2 separate regions of the Homo sapiens genome follow, and region 1 is linked to region 2. Evidence: read pairs that join two places in POLR2A ChIA-PET (ENCODE). Cell type or tissue: HepG2. All regions are shown on one strand. Links, peaks and the distances in the headings refer to the core of each region. The heading gives the core; the rest is flanking DNA.

Evidence for each region. ChIA-PET counts read pairs that join two places held together with the same protein. Peaks named below come from ENCODE experiments on the same cell type or tissue, not always from the same donor. Only the 100,000 strongest peaks of a DNase experiment are listed, where the experiment ranks them.
Region 1: POLR2A ChIA-PET joins it to region 2 with 37 read pairs; 4 of 35 experiments call an interaction of 5 or more read pairs at or near these places.

What each region holds. Positions count from the first base shown.
Region 1 is chr2:215,746,374-215,751,755 of GRCh38, forward strand. It overlaps LINC00607 (long intergenic non-protein coding RNA 607), which reads right to left. Exons shown (of 10, transcript NR_037195.1): 2 at 3,870-4,044; 3 at 931-1,021. Among named protein-coding and RNA genes, the nearest start is that of LINC01614, 31 kb to the left of the region's middle. In HepG2, for the core only: no CTCF peak of the experiment used is centred there; DNase peaks (open chromatin) are centred at 3,038, 3,468 and 5,088.
Region 2 is chr2:215,690,988-215,696,369 of GRCh38, forward strand. The region is part of intron 5 of LINC00607 (long intergenic non-protein coding RNA 607); the gene reads right to left. All of the region lies in intron 7 of LOC102724861 (a long non-coding RNA gene), which reads left to right. Among named protein-coding and RNA genes, the nearest start is that of LINC01614, 24 kb to the right of the region's middle. In HepG2, for the core only: no CTCF peak of the experiment used is centred there; DNase peaks (open chromatin) are centred at 1,674 and 2,704.

The DNA of each region.
Region 1 (5,382 bases), core at 253-5,252, 55 kb after region 2:
GGAACTCCTCCTGCCTGACTGCCTTTGAACTGGGATATCAGCTGTTTCCTTCTTTTGGTCTCACACGGAAACACTGGCTGTTCCTGGGTCTCGAGCCTGCCAGCGTTTGGATGAAAGCTACACCATCAGCTTCTGGGTCTCCAGCTTGTAGACTCCACCTGCAGATCTTGGGGATCTTGAGACTTACTGACCTCTATAATTGCATGCTGTACATTACATGCTCTGTTTCTCTGGAAGACGCTGACAAGTACCTAATCTAACCTTGGAGGGGACAGCCCATCACGTTTGCCATAGTCTGTTAGTTAGAAGTGAGTCACTTGGTCTAGTCAACACTCAAGGAGAGAGGAAGATGACACATGTTGTGGGGTACCAGGAGGCGTGGGGTACCATGTTAGAAACAGGCCTAGTGTAGTGCATCGCCTGCCAAGTTAGAATGAAGAATGGAGATAACTGGAGGTGTGTGGAGCCGGCAGCAGGAGAGGAAACAGGAGAGGAGTTTGCATGTGGCCTTGGAAGTTACCCAGGGAGGTCACCTTTTAGTGCTTTCTCTCTGGCTGGTTAGGGATTTGCAACCCAAACCTAGGGTTTCATAGTGAAACAAAAGCATGAAACATAATCAGCATCCAGATCTGGCACACAGCAGAATTTGGCAAGTCTCAAAGCCTGTGGAGATCCAGGCACAGCAGAAAAAGCATAGATTTGGACTCAGAGGACCCAGATCAGAGCTCCACAGAGCCACGCAATGAACTTGGCCAAGCTGTACGAGGACTCTGAGGTGGGGCTCTGTCTTCCCATCTGTGAAATGAGACTAATGGCACCTTCTTCACAGAAATGCTGGCAACATTAAATTAAATTCTCATTTCCTTAAAAGTGTTCCATTGAAAGCTAGTTCAGCAAAAATATGACTAGACAGAAAAGGATTACACTAACCATTCAATGTGAGAAATTCTGGGTTAAAAGGTGAACCAATCCTCTTCCTACAGCGTCTGAGGGTCATTGAGAGGTACTGAGTATTCTGGGCCTGCAAAAGAAAGGCAGATGAGTCAGTGTTAACCAAACAGATTTGGCTACCACACTTTCTCCAAGAGAATCTTATGTGACTTGTGTTAAATAATGAATTAAATAACACAGGTATAAATGTTTACCCATGGAGCCTGGCAGATCACCCACATACAGTCAGTGTATGTTGACTCTGAATCAGATTATAACACAGTAGTCATGGCAGTAAGCCACAGTGAGATGACCGGGACCAAAATCACAGATGTCCTAGCATTTGGGTGATAGAATAAATCAATCTCCTGCTACTAGATGTGACTATCCTGTGGATAAATAGCGGGACTACTAGGTTGGGCTTACTAGGTAGTGCTCTGATAGATTCTCTCTCTCTCTTTCTCTCTCTCTCTGTATATATACATATATATATGTTTTCATTGGCTGCATGGAGCTTTAGTTTTTATTTTTATTTTTCAGAGACAGAGTCTCACTCTGTCATCCAGGCCGGAATGGAATGGTGCAATCATAGCTCACTGCAGCCTTGATCTCCTGGGCTCACACAATCCTCCCACCTTAGCCTCCCAAGTAGCCAGGACTACAGGCACATGCCACTACACCTAGCTAATTTTTTTTTTATTTTTATAGAGACAGGAGCTCCATATGTTGCCCAGACTGGTCTCAAACTCCTGGGCTCAAGCAATCTTCCCGCCTCATCCTCCCAGAGTGCTGTGATTATAGATGTGAGCTGCGCCCAAGCGGCCCTGATAGAGTATTTTTTTTTTTAAACATCAGGCCAGACCATACTCCTGTAGAAAGGGAAGAGGTTTACTCCTGAAAAGAGAGGCTAGTCCCAGTGTCACACTTATCTGAGGAGGAGGTGGGAAAACGGCACTCTGAAGGCAGGCCTTAGCCAGATAGGACAGAATTCCTAGCCTTTCTCTCTCCCTCTGAACTTTGAGTTGGCTCAGTTGGCTTGGGAGCAAAGCTTAAAGATGGCTTTGGACACACAAACCCAGCCCTGAAGAAGACAAGAAGGCATCCGGTAAGATATCTCAAGCTGAAGACTAACGCATCTTACTTTACAAAGTGTATTTCTCATTTTATGTTCCTCTTTTATTCGATGTTTTTGTTAAAAATCTAGCCTTCTGTGAGAGCCTTTAAAAATGCTTCAGCTGTGCTGGAGGAACTAAGGTCATGCTGGGGGTGCATGCTAGGAGAGGCGTGTCATCTGAGGCCAGCATGATCATGCCTGGTGTGACTCTTGGAGTGAACTTCTCAGTTCACATCCCTGGCCCCTTCCCAGGGACTTGCCCCGATTCAGTGAGGTGAGTTCCAGAGGTCGTGTCTTTACTTGGTGACATGAGCCAGGGCTACTTTCTTCAGGGCTGAATGCCTAAATGAAGCCGGGCTAATCATATTGTCTTTCCTGGAAATGTGGAGATTTGTGTTCAGAGGACCGGCACCTGAGGGTCCTGGAGCTGAGCCACAGAGCATCCTAAAGGGAAAGTCCAGATATTCCCACAGTTAAGGTCTCTGGAGCCTCCCTACTTCTTACCCTGCTGAGGTTTGGTTTTTAAACTCAGATCTTCTCAATACATTTTTCTTTTTACTTAAACTGGACAAAGTCTGTTTCTCCCCCTTTAATCAAATGAATCTCAATTAATACATAGCAGCGGCAGTCAATTTTTTTTTTTTAAAGAAATCTCCAAAGGCAAGGTAAGTAGTGGCGTATAGGAATAGCAGGCTTGAAGCTCTACCATTCAGTGGTAACCCTAAGTAAATCCCTAAGTGGAGAATCCTAAGTAAAATAGAGGTACAGTTACCAAATAATCAGGGTAGATCCCAGGGGTCAAAATCTGAGGAGAGTTAGCCTCAGGGAAGTGGAGCCATGATGTACCAGCAGCTGAGCACCAAGGAGAAAACAGAACACAAAGCATTAAACAGGCTGCCCAGTGGATGGTCAAAATAGGGGACAGGTGTGAGCAGAGTTTAGCTAAGGAGCTAAAGTTCAGAGGAATGACCTCAGGCTTAGACAAACTGAAACTCAGGGCAGGGACACAAGTCAGGGTGACAAAACACTACCCAGTGGGATCATAGGTCAAAGCAGAAGCCCAGTTACCAGAACTGGAGCACGAGGTCAGAGCAGGGCAGCTCATCAGTGTGTAACCAATGCTGCTGGACTCCTCAGTTTCCCAACAAGGGACAGGTCTGGTCCCACAGTCTGGAGCAGGGCTAAGGCTGCAGGCAGGGGTGAAGAACAAGGCAGCCGGGGTGTGGGGACAGGGAGTCAGTGCTCACACTGCGATCTCGCAGCCTTCTTCTCCATAGTGACACAGCCCTGGGGCCTCTGCTCAGCCCCTGAGCTTCCAAGCAGAAAGAGCTGTAGGAGAGGATGAAGTAAGTCAGGGAAACGGAGCCACCGTCATCAGCCTGGAGCCCTTGTCCTGCATGGAGTGGCGCGTGGGGGCGGAGGAGAGGGAGAGCTGCTTTTGTTTGTTTATTTCCTCATAGCAACTCACAAACTTAGCCAAATACAGATACAAATGAAGTGCATGAAAACTTTCCTAACTTCCTGACTCAGAATCGTTACTAAATATATAGATCAGATGTAGGCGGACGAAGGCAGAATTGTAGGTTCCACCTAACAGTCCTCAAACACTGCTGCCCCTGTGCCCCTCCATGTAGAAAGAGCTCCCAAAGGTCACCAGGATGTGCTTGCCGTTTTGCTCAGTATTTTCTAAAATAATCAAAATGGAAACTGAAAATTCACCTTCCTCATGTCTCCTAACCTCAGAGGAGCCAAGCACAACTGGAGAGGCTTGGTCGAAATTGATGATTGATTGATTAGTTATCCTCTCTTTAGTGCCCTCTCTCACCTTACTCCTCATTTACTCCTGTGACAGGCCATGACGGGGGCTCACAGGACTGAAGATATGGCTACAGTTCCCATGGGGTGCAGGTGATTCCAGCAGGCTGAGACGAAGTTTCAGCACAGAGGGCATGGATGAGTTGGTGTTTCCATGAGAGGAAGGATTGGATAGGTCACGCATTCTGAAACAGATTTGCAAGGGTCTTTAGAAGTTATCTGGCTCCAGTGTGCATCATCTGATGAAACTGGTTTATCTAGCAGTTGGCAAAGGGTAAGGTTATTCTTAATGAATATTTCCATGAGGGCCCAGGATTAGGTGTATCAACATGTTCATTCCTAGATTTCAGCTGTCCTTGAAGAAACTGGTAGAGGGGAAGGGAGAGGGAGTGGAGGCAATTGTAGAATAGAGAGGATCATATCAGACCTTGTCATGAAGGTAGTGTAAGCCTCAAAAGAATTTGTCACCAAGCTCCACAAAAGAAATAAAAACTTTTCCCTTCTTCCTTTTGTAATCTACCTTTACTGAATTTGGACTACATAAACTCATTTGTTTTCAATTTAACCGCTATGTGATTAGTGGGGTAGGTTGCCAGAATATGCAGAAAAGAAAATAAAAATACTGTAAATCAAGTTTTCCCATTCTTCACCCCTGCCGCCTTTGCATTTGGGGACCTTCAAAGCTCCTGGCAGGATGTGGCTTTGACTCTGGGTTTTCTCATGTACAGCCCTTAGAAGAGTGCTTGGCACATAACAAATGCTGTGTAAGCATTTGCGATTAGTAGTAACATTTGTAGTCACATTTGTACCTTTCATGTAGAATTCCCTACCCTTAATCCAGCCAACTCCTACCTTCCCTGATAGACCACGGCCTTCATCACTGTCCAGGGCTTAGGGCTTACAGAATTTAACTCTGAATACTTTGATTAAAATCATTGTTTCTACAGATGAGAAAGTTAAAAAGGACTCCCCACTTTATGTAGCTCTTGGAGAGGGAACTTGATGATTAAGCTACTCTCAATTATTAATACTGAGAAGAAGAAAAATGTGCAGGCAGTCCTCACTGCCATCCCCTCTTAAATTCCATCCATCTGCTGCCTGGATGGTGCTGACAAACCCCTATTTCACTTTTCACTTCATTGATTCACTCATTCAACAGTTTCCCTGCTGATTCATCCGTCTCAAAGTCAACTTGTTAACATTTTACCTTACCAATTCAGGAACACCAGCGGTTGGAAAAAGAATGTAAGTACTGGTTACTCCATAGCAGGAGATGAAAAGATGATTCATTCCTTACCATTCCTCTGCTTTCAATTACTTTTGTAAGAATACCATGTAGCAAAAGCTGAGGTGCCCTGCATGCAGTCAAAAACGTATTTTTGCACCTTTTTCATTCATGGATCCATAGGATTCTACTAGACAGTCCTCTCCCATTTAGGATTGTCTGTTCTCAATATCATAGACTAAATACAAACAACTGTGAAAGGCAGCTGTTCACAATGAAGCAGCCACAAAGCTAAGCA
Region 2 (5,382 bases), core at 155-5,154:
GGTGCAATCTCGGCTCACTGCAACCTCCACCTCTCGGGTTCAAGTGATTCCCCTGCCTCAGCCTCCCAAGTAACTGGGATTACAGGCACGTGCCATCACGCCTGGCTAATTTTTTGTATTTTAGTAGAGACAGGGTTTCACCGTGTTGGCCAGGCTGGTCTTGTCTCCTGACCTTGTGATCTGCCCGCCTTGGCCTCCCAATGTGCTGGTGGCGTGAGCCACTGCACCCAGCCCTGAACTTGCCTTTCTAATAGAGAATTAGAACACGGATTTATCTAGTAATAGCAATATCTCAAATATTCATAAAGAATGAGGTGATCCACAGGAAAATCCTAGAAATCTGCATAGCACTAACCAAAAATAAGGCATTTGTACTGTTTGAGATGATAATGTTAGGGCAGCATGCAATATCCAGAACAGGTAAGCCCAAACAAACAGAAAGCAGATTAGAGGGTGCCAGGGGCAGAGGGGAGAGGAGAATGGCCATGACTGGCTAATGGATAGAGGGTTTCCTTTGGGGGTGATGAATATGTTTTGGAACTAGATACAGGTGATGATTGTGCAACATCATGAACATATTGAATGCCACTTAATTGTACACTTTAATATGGTTAATTCTGTGTTATGTGAATTTTATCACAATTTAAAAAAATGAGTTAGGGCAGCATGTACCTACCACACTGTAGAATGACTGTTACACAAAATGTGTGACATAAACATACAAATGCAGAAAGATTTATGCTAAAAGGGCCAGCTATCCGAAGCCGCCCATTCCCAAACACGTCAAATTGTCATGATTTAACATAGTACCATCAGACTTAAAACAAGAGACTTTATACGTGGGCATATAATGTGATTGAGGAGTTTTCAAACTTAAGAGCTCAAATACCTAGTTAGAATTAAATCAGTACAATGTGACCCAGAAAAGTGAGATGAAGCTGACAAAACAAAACAATTAGTTTAAATATCAGGAGATGTTGCCTAATGGTGAAGTCAACTATATTCTGAAAAGAGCAGCCAAAGAAAGTTATCCAAATCTTATAATTTGGGTCATTAAACTGGATCTGTAAAAAAGAAAAAGGATCTGGAAAATACTCTCTGCACACTAATTTTATACTGGCAAGGGCAGGATACAAAGACAGAATGGGTGTTTTAGTTTCTGGGTCCTATTGCCAATGGTTCTGCCTTTCTTATGGCTTGCTCATAAAGTCTCAGGTTTGTTTCTGTCATTTCTACTGAAGGATTTATTTTGTGGAGAATTTGAAACATGGAAGATGGAAAAACACTTCAGGAAAAGAAAAGAATTACCTCGAATTAAATTGCTAAAACAAATCAAATTTATATCGCTGTTGGATATTTTTAAAATCTTTGGTCTTGGCATAGAATAGTTCTGTGTTTTAACTCATTCTTCTGGTCATTTTAAATTAAAAGCCCAAATAATGATGTTATATAGGGTGAGTAACATTTCAGGTCACATAAACATATGACATCACCAGCTTTCCCCATGGATAAACACACTGAAGGAAAATAATGTAAAAAGGAGGGAAGAATGAGTCCATGCATCCACCTCCCCCCAGCCCTCAGAAAACTTAGCTAAGAAGATGGTTGCCAGAATGAGAAGAGTAGTTCACATTCCTTCTTCATTCAAATATTTCTTTGTTGCTTTTGAAGATAGTAATCAATCCAGAAGAGTAAAGTCCTTCTAAACTCCTCTCAGAGATTCCTGGTACATGAGGTAGGCTGTGCATTTACACTGGAAAGTAAGGCTCCTAGTGATAATATTATAATTGTGGTAGCTAACATTTATTGAGTACTTTCTGAGGCAGAGAGAGATTAATTATGTAACTTGCCCAAAGTTGTATAGCTGGTAAGCTGTGATTCTGGGCTAAGCGCCTAAACAGTTTGAACATCAACTACTTAGCCAATCTGCCTTCTGGAACAGAATAAATATGAACACTTAGCCATACCTAGATGATCAGAGAAGGCTTCCTGGTAAAGGTGCAGCTCCCAATACAAGATTGTGTCCAGTTCAATAGATGAAGAAGAGGTAGAAGTCAGGCCCAGAACAGAGAATAACATGAGCAAATGTTCCAGCCTATGAAACAGTATGGTATGTCCAGATAATCACAAGCCATTGTGTGTTATTGAGCTTTGAGGCAGAAAATAGATGAGTTTGGATTTATAAAGAAGAGTCAGATTGTAGATGACTTTTATGTTGTGCAATGAAGCTTGCATTTTATTCTAGGGATAAGAGACTGCTGAAAGATTTTTAAATGAGGAAATTTAAAGGTTTTTAGATAGATTCCTTTGGTGATAGCGTGGAGGATGTGAAGTTGGGGGAAGGCAAGATTGGAATTAAGGCAATCAGCTGGGGACTATTGCAATCATTTAGGTGAAAAAAGACAAGGATATAAATTATGGTGCTGAAAGGTGGGAACAAATTGAAGGAGCATTTGGGAGGGGAATCAGTATGATACAGTGAATATAGGGAACGAGCAAATGTAAAGAATAATTATCAGGTTTCTCTGATGGTGGTAACTTGGATAATACAGAAAAAGGAGCAGGTGGGGCTGAGATAAATTCATTTTGGAGTATTGTGGGTTTGAGGGAGGTCTGTGAAACATCCAACTGGAACTGTTTGGGTCTGGGAGCTGTTGGGAGCTGTTTGCAGACCTCTGGGTCTGCAAATTTAAAATTCAAGGAAAAGTTCAGGGCCAGAGCCACAGATTTGTGAGTCATCCATTCACTCACTGAATAAACATTCAAAAAAAAAAAAAAGAAAAAAAAAACAGCTTGCTTCAAGAGCAAAGAGGACCTTATAAGTCCTGTTAAGGAATTTTCAGCCTTTCCTGTACTTAGCAAGGAATGAATGATGAGATTAAGCAGCAGAGAAATACGTTGAAACTCATATTTTTAAAAGATCACTCTGACAAATATAGGGAGATAGCAGTTAGCCCAAGTATGGAGAAGTAAGGCCAGGGAAAGTGCATGGAATAATAGCATAATATAAGCAGCAACTCTAGGAGGGGAACTTCATATCATCAATATGGGCAAAGAAAGGAAAATCCACAGAGGAGACCAAGCTGGAAAGATTGAGAGAGGAGGCAATATCCTAGACATCTAGGGAGTAGGGTACCAAGAAGGACAAAGTAGTTGACAAGTCAAATAAATCAAAGTGAGGGGCACTGTAAGATAAATAGTGAGTTGTGTCCATGGTGCCAAATGATAAGGATTTCCCTGGTGAATTTTGCAAAGCTGCAAATAGCTGCAATAAATGGAGGAGTGAATAGTGAACACTAAAAATATAAATTAAAACCACAATGAGATATTACCTCACACTTGTTAGAATGACTTTTATCAAAAAGAAGAACTATAAGCATTGATGAGGATGTGGAGAAAAGGAAAGTGTCGGATATTGTGAAAAATAGTATATAGGTTCCACAAAAAACTAAAAATAGATCCAGTAATCTATTGATTCAGCAATCCTACTTCTGAGTATATATCCAAAAGAATTGAAATTGGTATGTTGAAGGGATATCTTCACTTCCATGTCCATTGCAACACTATTCACAATAGCCAAGTTTTGGAATCAACCTCGATGTTCATCAACTGACGAATGGATATATACACAATAGAATACTACCCAGCCTTGAAAAAAAAAATCCTTTCATTTGTGGCAACATGGATGAACCTGGGGGGCATTGTGCTGAGTAAAATAAGTCAGGCACAGGAAGACAAATACCACATGTTCTCACTTATTCGTGGCATCTAAAAAAGTTGACCTCAGAAGTAGAGAGTAGAATGGTGATTACCAGAGGCTGGGGATGGGAGGGGAAGAGGGAGGGAATGGAGAGTTGTCAGACAAACAATACGAAGTTTCAGATCGATACGAGGAATAATTTTGAGATTTATTGTAGAGTCAGTAATAATGTATATTTCAGAATAACTAATAACTAAGTAAATTTCAAATGTTTCACCACAAAAAATGATAGGTGAGGTGAGGAGTATTTTAATTAGCCTGATCTAATCATTTCACATTGCTTACATATATCAAAACATCACATTGTATCCCATGTATGTATACAATTGTGATTTTTCAATTAAAAGTATATTAATTTTTAAGGCCAGTTATGGTGGCTCACGCCTGTTATCCCAGCACTTTGGGAGGCCGAGGCAGGTGGATCACATGAGGTCAGGAGTTTGAGACCAGCCTGGCCAACGTGGTGAAACTCCGTCTCTAGTAAAAATACAAAAATTAGCCAGGTGTGATGGTGCACACCTGCAATCACAGCTACTTGGGAGGCTGAGGCATGAGAATCGCTTGAACCCGAGAGGTGGAGGTTGTAGTGAGCTGAGTTTGCTCACTGAGTTGAGACCAGTCTCAAAAAAAAAAAAAGAGTAATATTAATTTTTTAAAGAAAGAGTATAAACTACTCTTTAAAGAAGCATCATTTTAATAGAAAGAAGAGAGCCAAAGGATATTTGTCTTAAGATGAAAGAGACTTGGGCATTTTTATAGACTGAGAAGAAGGGTGCATCATTGGGAAAAAAAAAAAAAAGGTGCTTAAAGATAAAGAAGACTGATAAAGAGGCAGGAGAAGGAGTTGGCTTTAAACACGTTGACTTCTCTTACTGCAACTTTTCAGGCCTAAATTATACAATATCTTTCCAATATAAAAAAGTTTTGTATTTTTCGAGGTTTCAGCTAAATGTGTTTGAGCTAAATGGGTTTAGCATGGATATACCATATGGATATTTGAGGTAAATGGATTTAGCATGGATATATCCATTTGGATCTATCATAGACTAATCCTTGTTTTGGACTATGAATTCCAGTCTTCTTATTTGTACTTCTCTTCTGCGCTTGTTGAATATTTGTGGCCTGTTTCTGTTAGGGGCATCCATGGGTTTGATGGATGTATTGCTTTGCCTCCTTCCAGATCTTTCCCTGCTCAAAGTCACTGCAAATCCGAGATGCCCTCCATGGCAGCCTGCTTCCCACAACTTGAAACATTGTTGTTTTACATTAATGTTTGCCTAGGGTTACTAGTTCACAACAAATGTGAAAACAAAAATGCTAGTACTTGCTGACAGGGTCATGGAGGAATTTCTGAAGAGAACATCTGTCAGAGGGAAGACTCGCCTTCCACAGATGCAGCACAGCCTTCTTTCTGTGAAGACACGGGATTTCTGTGAAATCCTACTGGGGATTTCACCTACTGGGTGAAGGACCTACTGGGGGCTTAGTAGGTCCTGAATATCGGGCTGTGGTGATGGTGGTGGAAGCGGAAATGCAAGCCCCCACAGTTACTTTTATCAGTGAAGTAGAAAGTCATTTTATTCTCAAAGGAAAATAGAAAGCTCAGAAGCAGTATAGAATGT